Linked DNA regions of Homo sapiens: region 1 is linked to region 2. A link is a loop called in an ENCODE intact Hi-C map of the cell type or tissue named here. Cell type or tissue: MCF 10A. All regions are shown on one strand.

Evidence for each region. A loop is a pair of places that touch in the nucleus more often than their neighbours do. Peaks named below come from ENCODE experiments on the same cell type or tissue, not always from the same donor. Only the 100,000 strongest peaks of a DNase experiment are listed, where the experiment ranks them.
Region 1: a loop joins it to region 2, with 5 times the contacts of the local background. A loop is called at or near these places in 3 of 110 quality-filtered maps.

Annotation. Positions count from the first base shown.
Region 1 is chr7:105,216,255-105,224,254 of GRCh38, forward strand. All of the region lies in intron 2 of SRPK2 (SRSF protein kinase 2), which reads right to left. Among named protein-coding and RNA genes, the nearest start is that of SRPK2, 170 kb to the right of the region's middle. In MCF 10A, no CTCF peak of the experiment used is centred here; a DNase peak (open chromatin) is centred at 3,707.
Region 2 is chr7:105,145,679-105,153,678 of GRCh38, forward strand. SRPK2 (SRSF protein kinase 2) reads right to left here. Exons shown (of 16, transcript NM_182692.3): 8 at 815-980. Among named protein-coding and RNA genes, the nearest start is that of KMT2E, 140 kb to the left of the region's middle. In MCF 10A, a CTCF peak has its summit at 7,403 (motif pointing right); a DNase peak (open chromatin) is centred at 4,363.

The sequences.
Region 1 (8,000 bases), 71 kb after region 2:
GATGAATAAAAAGATGCAGAGCACTGTGTATGCTATGTATCATTTGTTTTACACAGACATCCTAAGCACTGGATGGAGCAACAAGCCAATAATGGTTGTCTCCAGGAAAAGGAACTCAGTGACTGGTGAGATGAAGGAAAGGAGGTAATTTTTTCAAGATTCTTATCACCCCCCAAAAACTCCTTTCAGGAGTTCAAGACCAGTCTGGCCAATATGGTGAAAACTCATCTCTATCAAAAAAATACAAGTATTAGCAGGGCATGGTGGCACGCGCCTGTGGTCCCAACTACTCAGGAGGCTGAAGCAGGAGAATCACTTTAACTCGGGAGGCAGAGGTTGGCAGTGAGCCGAGATCGCACCACTGTACTCCAGCCTGGGCAACAGAATGAGACCCTGTCTCCAAAAAAAAAAAAAAAGAGAGAGAGAGAGAGACACCACCACAACAACAAAATAACTGTTACAGTCATGGTAAAGTTGCAACTAATTATCCTAGGGCTGGAGAGTCAAGATACAAGCCACAGTCCAAATGTACAGCTTTCTGGTAACAAGGCTCTAGGTTAGGCTGAATACCTGTTCCATCACTTACCAATCCATGAGAACTCAAGCCAGTGACCATTTCTCTAGGCTTCTGATGCACATTAGAGTGTTGTAAATATTAAAAGAGATGACACATAAATCCCCTGCCATGGTAACTGTGTACATGGTAGGCATTCAATAAAGGTTAATCCTCACCTCCCCACTCTTCTGGTATGTGGTGACAATAAAACTGTTTATTCAGGGTTCCAGCTGTGACCAATAAATACACCTTGATACATTACGCACGATACTGCTACAGGCCTTTTGGCATATCTGGAGTTCCTCCCATTCCTCTCTGTTCATCTCTGACTATCCTAACTGCAAAGGTCAACATCGATCCCACCACCTAACAACCCTCTGCTTCTAAATCTATGTATTTTATAATCATGATTAGTTAAGAGATTTCTTGAGAAGGTTACAAACAGTTAATTATCACATACTTCTACAAGGCAATATGACAAAGGCAGTATTTGGTGAGAAAAAAAAAGATTTAAAGTTGAACATAAAAAGTGACTTACCTAATTAAGCGGAATAGAAATTCAAAACATACAGTGGTGCTGAGACTAGCACCCATGAAACCAAATACTATAAATTATTCTCTCTTGCATTCACAGAAGACACAGAAGACACTGTGCCATACAGCACAACTGTATCTGACAAATGAAGACTGTCCTGAAATGTATCAAATCCATATACCTGACAGAGCAGGACTAAAGCCCCACCAGTGGAAGCATCCCACCAATGCAGACTGATACTCTCAGAACTGATTTTCTCCTTCCCTTGTGTCATGAATCTTGTGATTCTAACCCACAGTTCCAAATTCTGCAGGATTATCCCAAGTATAGAGAATATTCCTTATTTACTTGTTCAAGAAATACTTACAAAGCTCAAACTATTTTACTGCTAAAATGAGAAAAAAATGAGTCTTTTCTCATGGTACCAGGAATCTAACAGATAGATCAGATAGAAATAAAAATTAGAGCATAAAACAAGGCAGAACGTAGCTTGATAACATTACTTCTTTAATTAACTCAAGGCATATTCAATGTATCCAATTTCCAGTCTCCTGTATAATTCCCAGGGGATACAATAGCAAAAACAAAACATGTGGAAAGGTATACATGTTCTCTCCAGCTGGCTGAGTGCCTAAAAATTCTCAAAGAAAGGAGAGAAAATTGAAGAGGCCTATGACGAAGAAAAAGGTGTCAATAGATCTAGCTAGGAAAGGGCGTTCTAGGCAGGAGGACATGATGGCCTGAGCAGGAGAAGGTATGGCAGCAAGAAAGGGCTCATCCACTTCTGCCGGCACACAAGGTACCCAAAGGAGAATATTGGCAGAAGTGCTAGAGAAAGGTTGAGACCAGATTTTGACACCCTGGGGTGAAGAATTTGAAGTTAATTTGCTAGGAAATAAAATGCTACACAAAGTTAAATCTATTTCTTTCGGAAGCTATAACACAATAGTTCTCAAATAGAACTATACAGCACAAACAAGTGGAAGTTTTTCAAAATGCAAAAGTGAGAATCAAGAGATTCTTCTGACTCAGTAGGTCAGGAATGTAGCCTGGGAGCATGTCACCAGGTGACTGATACACACCCATGGTTAAGAATCAATGCTCCAAGGAATCATTACCATCTCTAACGGGTGTCAACTGGCAATGCACTAACGTGAGTTTATGGTCCAAACACAAGTAAGGAAAGTAGATACAAATAGACGTAGGTAAAGAAAGGCAGATAGAAATAAGAATTTGTAATGGTCCAAAAGGTTTAATGAAAAGGACCTCCACTTATAATAAATGATGTTTCCTAAGAAGTTACTGCATGAATCAGTTTTCAATCACCTACTACAAGTGAAGTAAAACTAATTTTTAGTGAATTCTATTAAAATATAAATAATCATACCACAATGTATTTAGAGTTCCAACTCAGAAAAGCATGCCTAAGGGAGTTATAATTTAAGCATGACTGGGGACTGAGTGACACCTTAAATATGACTGATAAATCCTATTCATTTTTCTTTTCTCCTTCGTAGTTGAAAAGAAAAAGAAGAAAACCCCAAAGAACAAATAAAAGAAAAAAAATCAAGGAACAAGAAATTCAACAATTTTTTTTAAAAAAATAATGAGAATAGAGAAGAGATGACAACTAGAAAGAACATAAGCAGCTATAAGCAAAAGTGGCCGCAGAAATAGATACTGACCAGAAAACAGTCCACCCTGGGACCACAAGAGCTTCAGCACTACAACCAGGGGCGGGGGAGACATTCTGGGGGATGATGCTGGAGACACATAGCTTCGTTGGATGGAGTGGTCGGCGCATACTTCCCACACTCCCACACCTCCAGTGTAACCAGATCACAATCTTTTCCAAGGCAGAAGACGGAACATTTTGGAGACACTAGGCACAAGGATATATAGTACTGGGCTAAGAAACAGTCTTTATGATGAACAGTTAGAATCAGACCAGGATCTTAGTCTCCTTACTCCACTCTGCTCCCAGAACATATCCCCGGCTCATGTCTACGCCCTGGACAGGAATACGGAGACTTCTTCACTGGAGAAACTAAATAGCCCCACTCAGGCCAGGCCTATGTATCATTATAACAGAATTACTTTTTTCACCCTTCCCTTTAAAACTAATGATCTTCAAGAAGACTTATGTTTTACTCACTAGGTTCTGCTCCTATATGCAAGATCCTTTCAGGCTTTTAAGTGCTAGAAGCCACTCCCTGTTTACTAAGTATGACGTTAGCTATGTGCCTAAGAACAGACTGAGCCTTAGTCCCTACGTACTTAGTAGAGCTCCTTACTTAGACATTAAATAACAGATGTTGAATGAAAAATCACAAGTGAAAAAGTATATGCCTAATGCTTGGTAAACTATTTAAGCCTACAATCTAATACTCTGATTTCATAATCTGACAGTGATCATAAACTTTTAAAATGTTACTCAAATTTGCAGTATTTAAGAGTAATATTTCCTACTCATTTATTTTCCCAAAATATGTAGGTACCGTGTGAAAGCACACAAAATTCTGTTTATTTAGTGGAGATAATGTTTCTATGTATTAGGAGTTCATGAGTAAAGAATCTTGCTAATGACTCAGCCACAAACTGGTGGCAAGAACAGGCAAAAATTCCTAACCAGTGTACACCTGACTTAGAGCCATGTAAGCCAAATAGCCTATTCATCACTACTTAGTAGGGAGAAGTTTAAGAACTCAAATAGTATCTGACTTAATCATAAAAAATGAAATACGGTTTAATCAAGTGATTAATGTTTTTAAAATAAGCAGGCAAAAAACTAAACATAGGGAAAAATAATGCAGTTTAAATGTGGCTATAAAATAAATACTTTATATACAGAATAAGTAGTTTTGTTTTTCCTAATTCTTAGATCCACTTACGATTTTAACAGTCTAGCTTGTGCCGGGTGTGGTGGCTCACACCTGTAACCGGGAGGCGGAGGCGGGCAGATCACAGGGTCAAGAGATCGATACCAGCCTGGCCAACATGGTAAAATCCCATCTCTACTAAAAATACAAAAATTAGCTGGGCGTGGTGGCGCACACCTGTATCCCAGTTACTCAGGAAGCTGAGGCAGGAGAATCGCTTGAACCTGGGAGGCAGAGGTTGCAGTGAGCTGAGATCGCACCACTGCACTCCAGCCTGGCGACAGAGCGAGACTCCATCTCAAAAAAGAAAAAAAGAGTTAATACAAGTGTTCAAAAACTCAAATTTAAATTGTAAAAGAACTAACATTAAGAAAAAAAGTCTAGCTTGTCATACTTAGCTAAAACAAAGTCTTTCAATCATTTATTAGTATATGAAACAAACCACCAAAAGAATCTAAAACTAGCATACCATTTACCACTCCAGTTGAATGTCACTATATTGTTTTCACTAAGACTCACTTTAACCATTTTTTTTTTCCATCAAGACATCCAGACCCCCAGCCCTGATTTGATGTCATCCCAGGATGTGTCTCATTTGTTTCAGAAGCCATCTTGAATTGTTTAAAATGTTTTAAAGGTTTCCCTTTACAATAGTCTAATCCTTTCAAAAAGTGGGGTCAGGGGCAGGAAGAGCTATACAATAATTTTTTGGTACTGGAGGTAAATAAGAGTAGAAAATGAAAAAATAAATTATAAATCATTACTTCAAAAAATATTAGCAGTATTTATTTGGCAGAATCAGAAAATAAAGTTCATGTGAGCTAACTGGTCTAATAAAAAGGTTTACTAAACCCACACACCAGTTTTCGACAAAAATCTCTAAAACATATTACGGATATTCCTCAACTCACGATGAGGAATATCCAAAACACCCTTCATAAAGTTGAAAAATCCTAAGTCAAGTCATTATGAGGGACTTGTATCTGCTGTTGCCATTATACGCTTGTCTTTACTAACTAAATAATATTTCACTCCTGTCACTAGAATTTGAAAAGTACAGAGTAGTAGTTAAAGGCATAGTCTTAAAAGTTGAGAGCTTGGTTTAAGTTCCAGCTCCATCAGTTATAAACCCTGTGGCTTTGAGCGAGTGATACCCACTTTTCTCACCAATCTTATTCTTTCTCCAGCTACAACAGTCCTCATGCCCTTCTTGAATCCAGACAAGAATCTACACTGCCTGATGATCTGGTTTACGAAAGCCTGTACATTTTTTCTGGGATTTCAAACCAATATCACACCAACGCCAAATGCTACTTTGGCCCCAACCATACCTATTTGCCAAGGTCAGCATCACGGAGCATTCTGTCACTACTGCCTCAATTTCCATCCCTGAAACAAGATGCTGCTTTTTTCTGTGGTGTCTCCCTTATATAACCCCCTGTCCACAACAGTCCTAACCATATCCTTTGCCATCTATCTGTGGCGCCACATCCCTCTCCCCACTCAACCCATCTTCCTTTTTAACAGAGCCAACTTTCCAAAATTAACATACAACTGGTGATTTTTCTGCTTGAAAAGTAGTATTTATTTTTCTTCGGATTACCAAAATAATATTTGTTCATTATCTGTAAATCACAGGGCTATAAACAAACTAATTCTTTACAGCCCTAGTATCCACAGATAAACCAAAATAACTCCATTTATTTCCTCTCAATTTTTACCCAGATATAATTTGAGATCCCTCTTTTCATAAACATCTTCTCCTATCATTAAAAACACTGTAAAATATCACTTTAGCAGGCACTTCATCATACACGTCTACCAAAACTACTGAACCATTCCTTTGTTTCCAGTCTTGGGAAGATTGTATATACTGTGAAAAACATCTTTAATCATGCATCTTTGTCTATACCTTACCAATTAAATTGTTAGGGCACAGTACCAGAAGTAAAACTGCCAGATCAAAGATTATACACATTTTAAAACCAAACATAATGCCAAACTGCTTTGCAAAATTCTGTGTAGCACTCTAAACACCAGGAAGAATCTTTATTGGCAGTTAAACTGCTTCTGATGCCCTTGCACAGACTTTAATAGAGAGACATCGTACCAACAAAAGAATTGTTCCTCACAATAACTTGTAACTTAATATTAACAAGTAACATTCCTTTTTAGGAAAATATTAAAAGCACTAAAATCAAAGGCTTAAAACTTAAAATCTGAAGTAAAATTTAACCAAACAATAACTGAAGACAATAGTCTAACAATTTAAGCATTTTAAGCAGAAAATAGTTTTTTAACCATAAAATCATTAGTAAGTTTGAAACTTCTATTTTTGCCTACTTTAGTATCTACTCTGAGCAGTGCTAACTCTTTAAATACTATAATGCCAAAGCATTCCTTAAAAGTTTTCCATCATTAGTTACATTTTTGAGAAAGATCAATCTGGTATAAATATAGAAATTCAATCCATAATAACATTAGTTTTAAAACATAATTCAGAAAGATTTACACTTATGGCAAATATAACCACACCAGCCATTTACTATAAAGTTCTGTGTTTGTTTCATCATGAAGAAGAATGATATGGCCTCTGACCTCATGGAGTCGTCTGTGGAACGACAGTGGAATTAGCAGAGAAATTTATAATTTTACTGATGAAAAAAAAACAGCTAAACTCTAGTATGTGGTAAGAATCAGGCATTATCTATTTGCTTTCACATTTATTCAAATACATTCTTTTAAGTTTTAATTTTCTTAAAGGCACAAATGACACAGAAAAAACTTTCCTACTGAGACAATTACTCTTTGTGAAAAATAAGAGGTAGGCTGAAGTGGCCCAGCTGACCACTGAGCGCATACAGTCCAGGGCCTCAGCCCAGGGCCCCAGTCGAGGAACGGCATGTTGGGACCACAAGATCTCACAACCTCCATTTGTCCAGACCGGGCTCAAGCGCAATAAATCCAAAAAACATCTGTCATCTCTTCAGCTGAAAAAAGCTCAACTGCAACTATTCTTTGTCACTGCCTTCCAGATCCTTTTCCTAATGTGAGCAAACCTGAAAAGGCCTCCAAAGAGGCTCCTAATAGGCTGACCAGAAAGTCACAGAATCTGTTTCCACATTTTAATAACCCAGACAGAACACGGAGTTGAAGGCTGTTTCTTTGCACTTTGTCCCTGACATACATACCTCCCTGCCCAAGTGTCAAAAAATTAAATGTCTCCCATCTCAGCTCAACCTTGTGTCTTCTACCCTATAAAAAGCCATTCTTCCTTATTTTAGCCAGATTCTACTTTTCTTTCAACAATCATCTCAAACCTTATTGACTCCCTGTGAATTGTCTATGTCCCCCACAGATCTCAACTATAGCACCTCCCGGGGTTCCTCTTGTATTTTAATTAACCACATACATGTTTTCCTCTGCCACTAGAGATGAAGCACTTGCAGGGTTTAGCTAAAATTTCCACATACATCTCTCTCCTTGCACACACATACAAGAGTTTCTTGAAGCTAATTTTTGTCAAGCTATACTCAGAAAGCAATGAAATCAATACACAGCTTTTTTAAAAAATGAAATAAAAGTATAAAATACCTAAGTGTGCTTCATGCGGTAAAAGTATTGTTTCTTGAGACATATTTCAGTTGTGTGTGAACAGATCTGTATATGCCTCGAGTTACACAAAATAACATATAAAAAATATTGCTCAAGGGTCTTAAGGAGCAGGCTATGCATATCTTCAAATATGCAAATTTAGATATATATTCCCCACCTGGAATTTTTGATTAAATTCTGAAACAGAGCTCTAGTTTTAGTTTATTTCATATGGATAACCAATTGTTCCAGCAATTATTTATTTTAGATTGAGTTACACACATATGCTGAATTTACAGATTTTTAAACGACATCTGTACCATATTAAGCAGCCCCATTCTATATTTTTAAATATTTATATTTTATGAGTCTATATATTCATTCAAAAGTGATTTTATGCCCTTTAATAATATTTTGTAATTTTTTTCATAAAGGT
Region 2 (8,000 bases):
GTAGATGTACATCGATATTTGGAATCTATTTTGCAAGCTTTCTATAATTTAAATCAAATACTGCAGTTGGTATGCAGCAAATAGTCTAGGAATCACATGATTAAACCCCTACACCAGGGTCAAAAGCTTAACAGGCTGGGTCCATGATCTAAACAACACCCTGATGGCAGTAAAGGAGATGTGAAGAGAGCCCCAGGCAGTCCCAGGAGCCTCAGCCCTTTAGTATCCATGCTTGCCTGACAACACACAAAGGCACAGATCATGGTGTCGAAGAGTGAGAAGCACAGTCCACACTTCACTGCACCACCTCCCCGACCCCGCCCCAGAAATAAAGATATCCCAATACTCAGGTCACTTGATCTTCTTCCCCCACCATCAGGCCTTTTCTAACTAACTCCAAATCTGTTGATACAACTCAGGTTGACATAGCTATGCTAAATGGACAACAAGAATTTATGTACACAAAATTGAAGCCAGAAAAATATTCTGATGACTAAAGGTCAGCTACAGGAAAGCTGTTACTATGTTCTCCTCTGCAGAGAAGCTGGCAACAGAAAAAACTGTTCAAATATAGATGAAGCAGCAACTACAAATTTAAATGGCCTTTTAAAGGGGGACAAAAGTAAATACTTCCAATATTAAAATATAATGTAGCTGGGGCATTTTCCATTTCAAGGGTGCAGTTATTTCCAGCAATTAAACTTTTCCAAAATCTTCCTTATGTGTAACGTTTGATTCAGATACCTTCAACAACTGCAACTTTGCAAGCTCCCAATGCCCCCACACTGAAATGAAGCTGGCTCAGCTCCCTCACCTGCAGACCCTGAAGGAGGAGGAGCACCTGCTTTCTGCCACTCAGTGGCCTCAGCTGCCATTCTTCTCACATATGCATCATCCACACACATCAAGATATTTTCCGGCTTTATGTCAGTATGAATGATCTTGCACTTACTGTGTAAGTAATCTAACCCTTGAAGGACCTGGATATAGTAAAATCAAGAGAGAAGATAAGCTATTAATATCTCATTATATAACTTTTATTTATTTGAAAAACATGTAATACAATGCCAGGGTACAAAGTTTGATAAACACAAAAGGATATTTAGTAAAAATCTCCCTCCCATGCCTACCCACATTGGAATCCAGCTCTCCTTTCCATAAGCAACCAGTGTGTATAATTTCAGAGATTATTTATGCTCGTGGAAGCAAATGCATCTACATACAGTTGAACCTTGAACAACACAGGTTTGAACTGCATGGGTTCCCTTATACACAGATTGTCTTCCACCTCTGCCACTCCTGAGACAGCAAGACCAACCCCTCAGCCTACTCAACGCGAAGATAATGAGGATGAAGACCTTTATGATCATCTACTTCATATGATCTATCCACTTAATGAATAGTAAGTATATTTTCTCTTCTTTATGATTGTCTTAACATTCTTTTCTCTAGCTTACTTTGTTGTAAAAATATGCTATATAACACACATACAAAATACATGTTAATTGGTCATGTGATCATTAAGGATTCTGATCAACAGTAGGCTAGTAATTCATGTATCATACAATTGACCCCTTTAGGTATACAATTCAATGGATTTTAGATGTGCGACTATCATTACTATTTATTTTTTAAATTTTTTATGTATTTATTTTTTGAGACAGAGTCTCGCTCTGTCACCCAGGCTGGAGTGCAGTGGCACAATCTTGGCTCACTGCAACCTCCGCCTCCCAGGTTCAAGCAATTCTCCTGCCTCAGCCTCCCAAGCAGCTGGGATTACAGGCGTATGCCACCACGCCTGGCTAATTTTTTTTGTATTTTTAGTAGAGACGGGGTTTTACCATATTGGCCAGTGGTCTCGAACTCCTGACCTTGTGATCCACCTGTCTCGACCTCCCAAAGTACTGGGATTACAGGCGTGAGCCACCACACACGGCAACTACCACCACTATTTAAATGACAACATTTTCATTGCTCCAAAAAGAAACAACATATTCATCAGCATTCACTTCCCATCTCTCTCCTACCCCTTCTAACCCTTAGCAACCACTAATCTACTTGCTGATTCTGGACATTTCCTATAAATGGAATCATATAAAGTATTTTTTTGTAACTGGCATAATGTTTTCAAGTTTGACTCTTGTGCAGCATGTATTAGTACTTCGCTTATTCTTATTGGCAAACAGTATTCCACTGTATGGAGATACAACATTGTGTTTATCCCTTCACCTCATGAACATTTGGGTTATTTTCACTTTAGGGGCTATAAAAATAATACTGCTATTCACACTCGTGTATACATTTTTGTGTGAACATACTTTTTTTGAGGGGAGGTATATACCTAGGAGTTACCGTACTTAGGTCATATGGTGCCTCTATATTTAGCTTTTTGATGAACTGCCAAAGTGTCTTCCACAGTGGCTGCACCATTTTACATTCCTATCACCAATGTATGAGGGTTCCAATTCTTCGCCCTGAACAACACTTACTATCGTTTTTTACTTTATCCACCCAAGTGGATATGAAGTATCTTGTTGTAGTTTTGATCTACATTTCCCTGATGGCTAATGATGTCCATACATTTTTAACACTGCAAGAGAAGGGGGGCTTGATTTAAATAGAAAATAGCCTTGGTATCTAGACAACCCTACAGCATTATACTAAAAGAAAGTGATGAACCAAGATATTCATATTTCTCATATTAAAACAATCAAAAACTTACAGTGTCAGTGACCTAAATACAAGGTCAGTGTTTTTCTATAATTATTTCCACTGGAGAATAATTTTTTCAATTATTTCCATAAACAAAATTTATTTTTACAAAACAGATCATGTTCTCATATAAGCATTAGAAATTCCAAATGTTAAGCAAATATTACATCAATGACCATTCAAACAATGAATTGAATAGGCATTTTGTTCACAAGAGACAGGAAGTGTTATATGTTTCACATCATCCAATGTAGGGAAAAGAGAGATCCGACTGTTACTGTGTCTATGTAGAAAGGAAAGACATAAGAGACTCCATTTTGAAAAAGACCTGTACTTTAAACAACTGCTTTGCTGAGATGTTGTTAATTTGTAGCTTTGCCCCAGCCACTTTGCTCCAGCCACTTTGACCCAACCTGGAGCTCACAAAAACATGTGTTATATGAAATCAAGGTTTAAGGGATCCAGGGCTCTGCAGGACATGCCTTGTTAACAAAATGTTTACAAGCAGTATACTTGGTAAAAGTCATCGCCATTCTCTAGTCTCAATAAACCAGGGGCACAATGCACTGTGGAAAGCTGCAGGGACCTCTGCCCTTGAAAGCTGGGTATTGTCCAAGGTTTCTCCCCATGTGATAGTCTGAAATATGGCCTCGTGGGATGAGAAAGACCTGACCGTCCCCCAGCCCAACACCCATAAAGGGTCTGTGCTGAGATGGATTAGTAAAAGAGGAAAGCCTCTTGCAGTTGAGATAGAGGAAGGCCACTGTCTCCTGCCTGCCCCTGGGAACTGAATGTCTCGGTATAAAACCCGATTATACATTTGTTCAATTCTCAGATGAGAGAAAAACCGCCCTATGGTGGGAGGTGAGACATGTTTGCAGTAATGCTGCCTTGTTATTCTTTACTCCACTAAGATGTTTGGGTGGAGAGAAACATAAATCTGGTGTACGTGCACGTCCAGTCATAGTACCTTCCCTTGAACTTAATTATGACATAGATTCTATTGCTCACGTGTTTGTTGCTGACCTTCTCCTTATTATCACCCTGCCCTCCTACTACATTCCTTTTTGCTGAAATAATGAAGATAATAATCAATAAAAACTGAGGGAACTCAGAGACCGGTGCCGGTGCAGGTCCTTGGTATGCTGGGCGCCAGTCCCCTGGGCCCACTGTTGTTTCTCTATACTTTGTCTCTGTGTCTTATTTCTTTTCTCAGTCTCTCGTCCCACCCGACTAGAAATACCCACAGGTGTGGAGGGGCAGGCCACTCCTTCAATCCAACACTGAAATATTCCCAGTTTAATCGACAGTGGAAGGCATCTGATCAACAGTAAGCTATTAGTAGTTAGCCTACTGTTAGTAGAAGTTAAAGTAGCATTATGAAGTGAGAGGGAACAAAGATTTTACAAGGAAAATGAAAACAGGAATACCTCTTAAAAACGATCAAAATCCCTACAAACATTTAAAACAACTTTACCTTACAGAGTATTTTTACATAAATTCACTGAATGTGCATCGCCTGAGCTCCTATCACATGCCATTATTCCAGGTGTTTGATATATAAAAGCTCCCAGGCTTCATGTTGCTTACAGTCCTCATATCCTCACAGAGGTTACCAATTCAGGACAGGAAATGAGTATGACGGGTGGGGTAATTGGCCAAAAAAAAAACCAAGATGAATCATGGGCATGGCAAATATGATTTAATAAGATACTGACAAGTTCCTAGTAAGTACCAGTGAAGTAGATAAAACTAGGATAAGATTTTAAGACATTTTTTGCCTTAGAATATTTACTGTTTTGGATAATACTGCAATTAGGATATGTTTAAATTACATTTAAAATGTCAAGGCCGGGCTCAGCCTTGCCTTGTAATCCCAGCCCTTCGGGAAGCCGAGGCAGGCAGATCACTTGAGGCCAGGAGTGCGAGACCAGCCTGGCCAACATGGCGAAACCCTGTCTCTACTAAAAACACAAAAAAACTGCACAGGCATAGTGGCACAGGCAAGGTAGCACACGCCTGTAATCCCAGCTACTCAAGAGGCTGAGGCACAAGGCGGAGGTCACAGTGAGCTGAGATCATGGCACTGCACTCCAACCTAGGCGACAGAATAAAACTCTGTCTAAAAGGAAAAAAGAAAAAAAGCAAATAAAATGTCAAAGGACCAATAGTAAGAAAGATAACATGATGTAAAATATTTCCATGGAGAACATGGTTATACTTTTGAAGGAAACACAATCCAATGGGCTCATGTTATTCAACGACATTCATGCATCTTCCTGGTGCAAACTGAATAATATGTGGAGTTCTATATCTGAACAACAAAAGAGATTCTGAAAAGTACAAGAAATTAATGGATAGGCACATTGATGATGTCCAGCCCATAGAGGTCAAAGGAATACGATTTTTGAAAAATCGTTTTCCAACTAAAATTGTATTTCGGTATCAAATACTATCTCAAGGTAAAAATGTCAGTATCTTTCTTTCCTAAAATATATTTGACCATTTTCTCATGCACGAGAGTTGTCCTATCTTTCCACCTTGGCTTCTTTCACAGTTCAAAGGTTGATTCACTGTGCGGGAGGCTGCACAGTTAAGAGTTAATGTGCCTCAGTGTGCAAATGTGTTCACATGAGGTCCCAATGACAATGATGCACCTCATGACAAGCAAGAAGTGATCTCAGTAAAAACTTAAAGTTCCAGATTTTTTTTAAAAAAAATTGGCTATTGCACTCAACTAGGCTAACTTTCCTAAAACAGCAATGGGCAATAAACACAAGAAAAATACTTTGCCACTGGGACAAATAAAGTTAGTTAAGATAATTGAAACCATTAAAGGAAATGGCAACAGGGCAGCGTTAAAAACATGACCTTGGATTCAGACTGCTCTTAAATTACTGCTCAACCATTTACTCATTGTGTTACCCCTGGGCAAGCTGTTTAAGCTGTTTGAGCTTTCATTCTCATCTATGGGAGGGGGAAACACCTGTTACACACAAATGTAGCAATAAGCTTTAGAAATAATCTACGGAAAACTCACAAAAACAAAGTCTAGCACACAAGAAACTTAAATGGTAAAACGTATCTAAGTCAGAAGACTTGTACTGATATTGACTTATTGAATTATGATTTTTCATCACTTTTTAAAAATTAATTTCTTTTTAGAGATGGGATCCCGCTATGTTCCCAGGCTGGAGTGCAGTGGCTATTCAGAGGTGTAAGTAAAGCACACTGAAGCCTCAAGCTTCTGGCCTCAAGTGATCCTCTTGCTTCAGCCTCCCAAGTGGCTGGGATTACAGGTGTGAGCCACCACATCCAGCTTCCTAAGTCACTTATTAAAGTTCTCTGGGTTGGCTGGCACGATGGCTCACACCTGTAATCCCAGCACTTTGGGAGGTCAAGGCAGGTGGATCACCTGAGGTCTGGAGTTCAAGACCAGCCTGGCCAACACGGTGAAACCCCCTCTCTACTAAAAATACAAAAATAAGCCAGGCATGGTGGTGCATGCCTGTAATCGCTGCTACTCAGGAGGTTGAGGCAGGAGAATCACTTGAACCCAGAAAGCGGTGGTTGCAGTGAGCTGAGATCGTGTCACCACACTCCAGTATGGGCAACAGAGTGAGGTTCTGTCTCAAAAAAAAAAAAAAAAAAATTATCTGGGTCTCAGTTGTTTCCATTTCTAATATAAAAGGACTATACTTGATAACCCGTATGGTACATCCCAGCAACAAAACTTTGATTCCATAATTTAATTTTGAACTACTTTTTTCTTTTTTTGAGATGGAGTCTCACTCTATCACCCAGGCTGGAGTGCAGTGGCACGATCTTGGCTCACTGCAACCTCCACCTACTGGGTTCAAGCAATTCTCCTGCCTCAGCCTCCCTAGTAGCTGGGATTACAGGCACATGTCACCATGCCCAGCTACTTTTTGTATTTTAGTAGAGACGGGGTTTTCGCCATGTTGGCCAGGCTGGTCTCAAACTCCTGACCTCAGGTGATCTACACATTTCGGCCTCCCAAAGTGCTAGGATTACAGGCGTGAGCCACCATGCCTGGCCAGAACTACTATTTTTAAATGGTTTTATTTTCAAAAATAACATTTGTCTTTCCAGTGAAGTTTTAAGTAATAATGCACCCCAGAATCAACCAACATTGACGAGAACTCCTACAATTATTTATACAGGATAACTGTGACAATGGGAAAAACAAAAACACAAACCAAAAGGAATCATGTTTCATCCCCATGGATAGATCTCCCCTTGCAAAATCTGACAGAGTTAAGTCTTTACTAATTCTTTCCTCTGTTGCTTTTACTTGTCAAATCACAGTATGTTCATCTTTCTTGCCTAAAAACCTTAATACGGCTGGGCGCGGTGACTCACGCCTGTAATCCCAGCACTTTGGGAGGCCGAAATGGGCGGATCACAAGGTCAGGAGATCCAGACCATCCTGGCCAACATGGTGAAACCCCATCTCTACTAAAAATACAAAAATTAGCTGGGTGTGGTGGTGCATGCCTGTAATCCCAGCTATTCAGGAGTCTGAGGCACAAGAATTGCTTGAACTCAGGAGGCGGAGGTTGCAGTGAGCCGAGATCGCGCCACTGCACTCCAGCCTGGTGACAGAGCAAGATTCCGTCTCAAAAACAAACAAAAAACCTTAATACTTGGTGCTAGCAGCAGGAGGCAGCAGAGATCCTTTGGCTGCCAGGGAAGCTGAGATCAACCTAAGCCCAGACGAGCCAGGGACGTGACTCTCAATCATCCCACTCAGGGAGCCATTTCACACACATGAGGAACAAGTGCCAGGTTTCTCTGGGTAAAGTCAGACTTTGAGTTCAGCAGCAGTGCGGAAAAGAAGGCTAAGTCTAGGGCTGGGAGCTAGAAGCCCCGAGTCCCATTCCAAATTAACTAGCTACAGGTTCAGAGAAAGTTCCTTCTTTTCCTTGAACCTCAAATTCATCTTCAAAATAAGGGGCTTGGTTAAAATGGTCTCAAAGCTTGCTTTCTGTACATCAACATTTGTGTCAGATACCATCTATTACTGGTCTTCGCAACACAAATCTGCTCCTCTCCACCACAACTTGATTGAAATAGGTCCTGTAATCTTGTAGATAAGTCGGGGAACAGTCAAGCATAATGTGGAGACTCCTCTAAAGACTGTCTCCCTGGCCTTGCTCACAGCCCAGAGTGCAAAGCTTCCCCCAAAATTCTGAACTGTAAAAAGAAATAGAATGAGAGCAACTTTCCAAATTATGCTCTGCTACTGGTGATAAGCGGTGGACTTT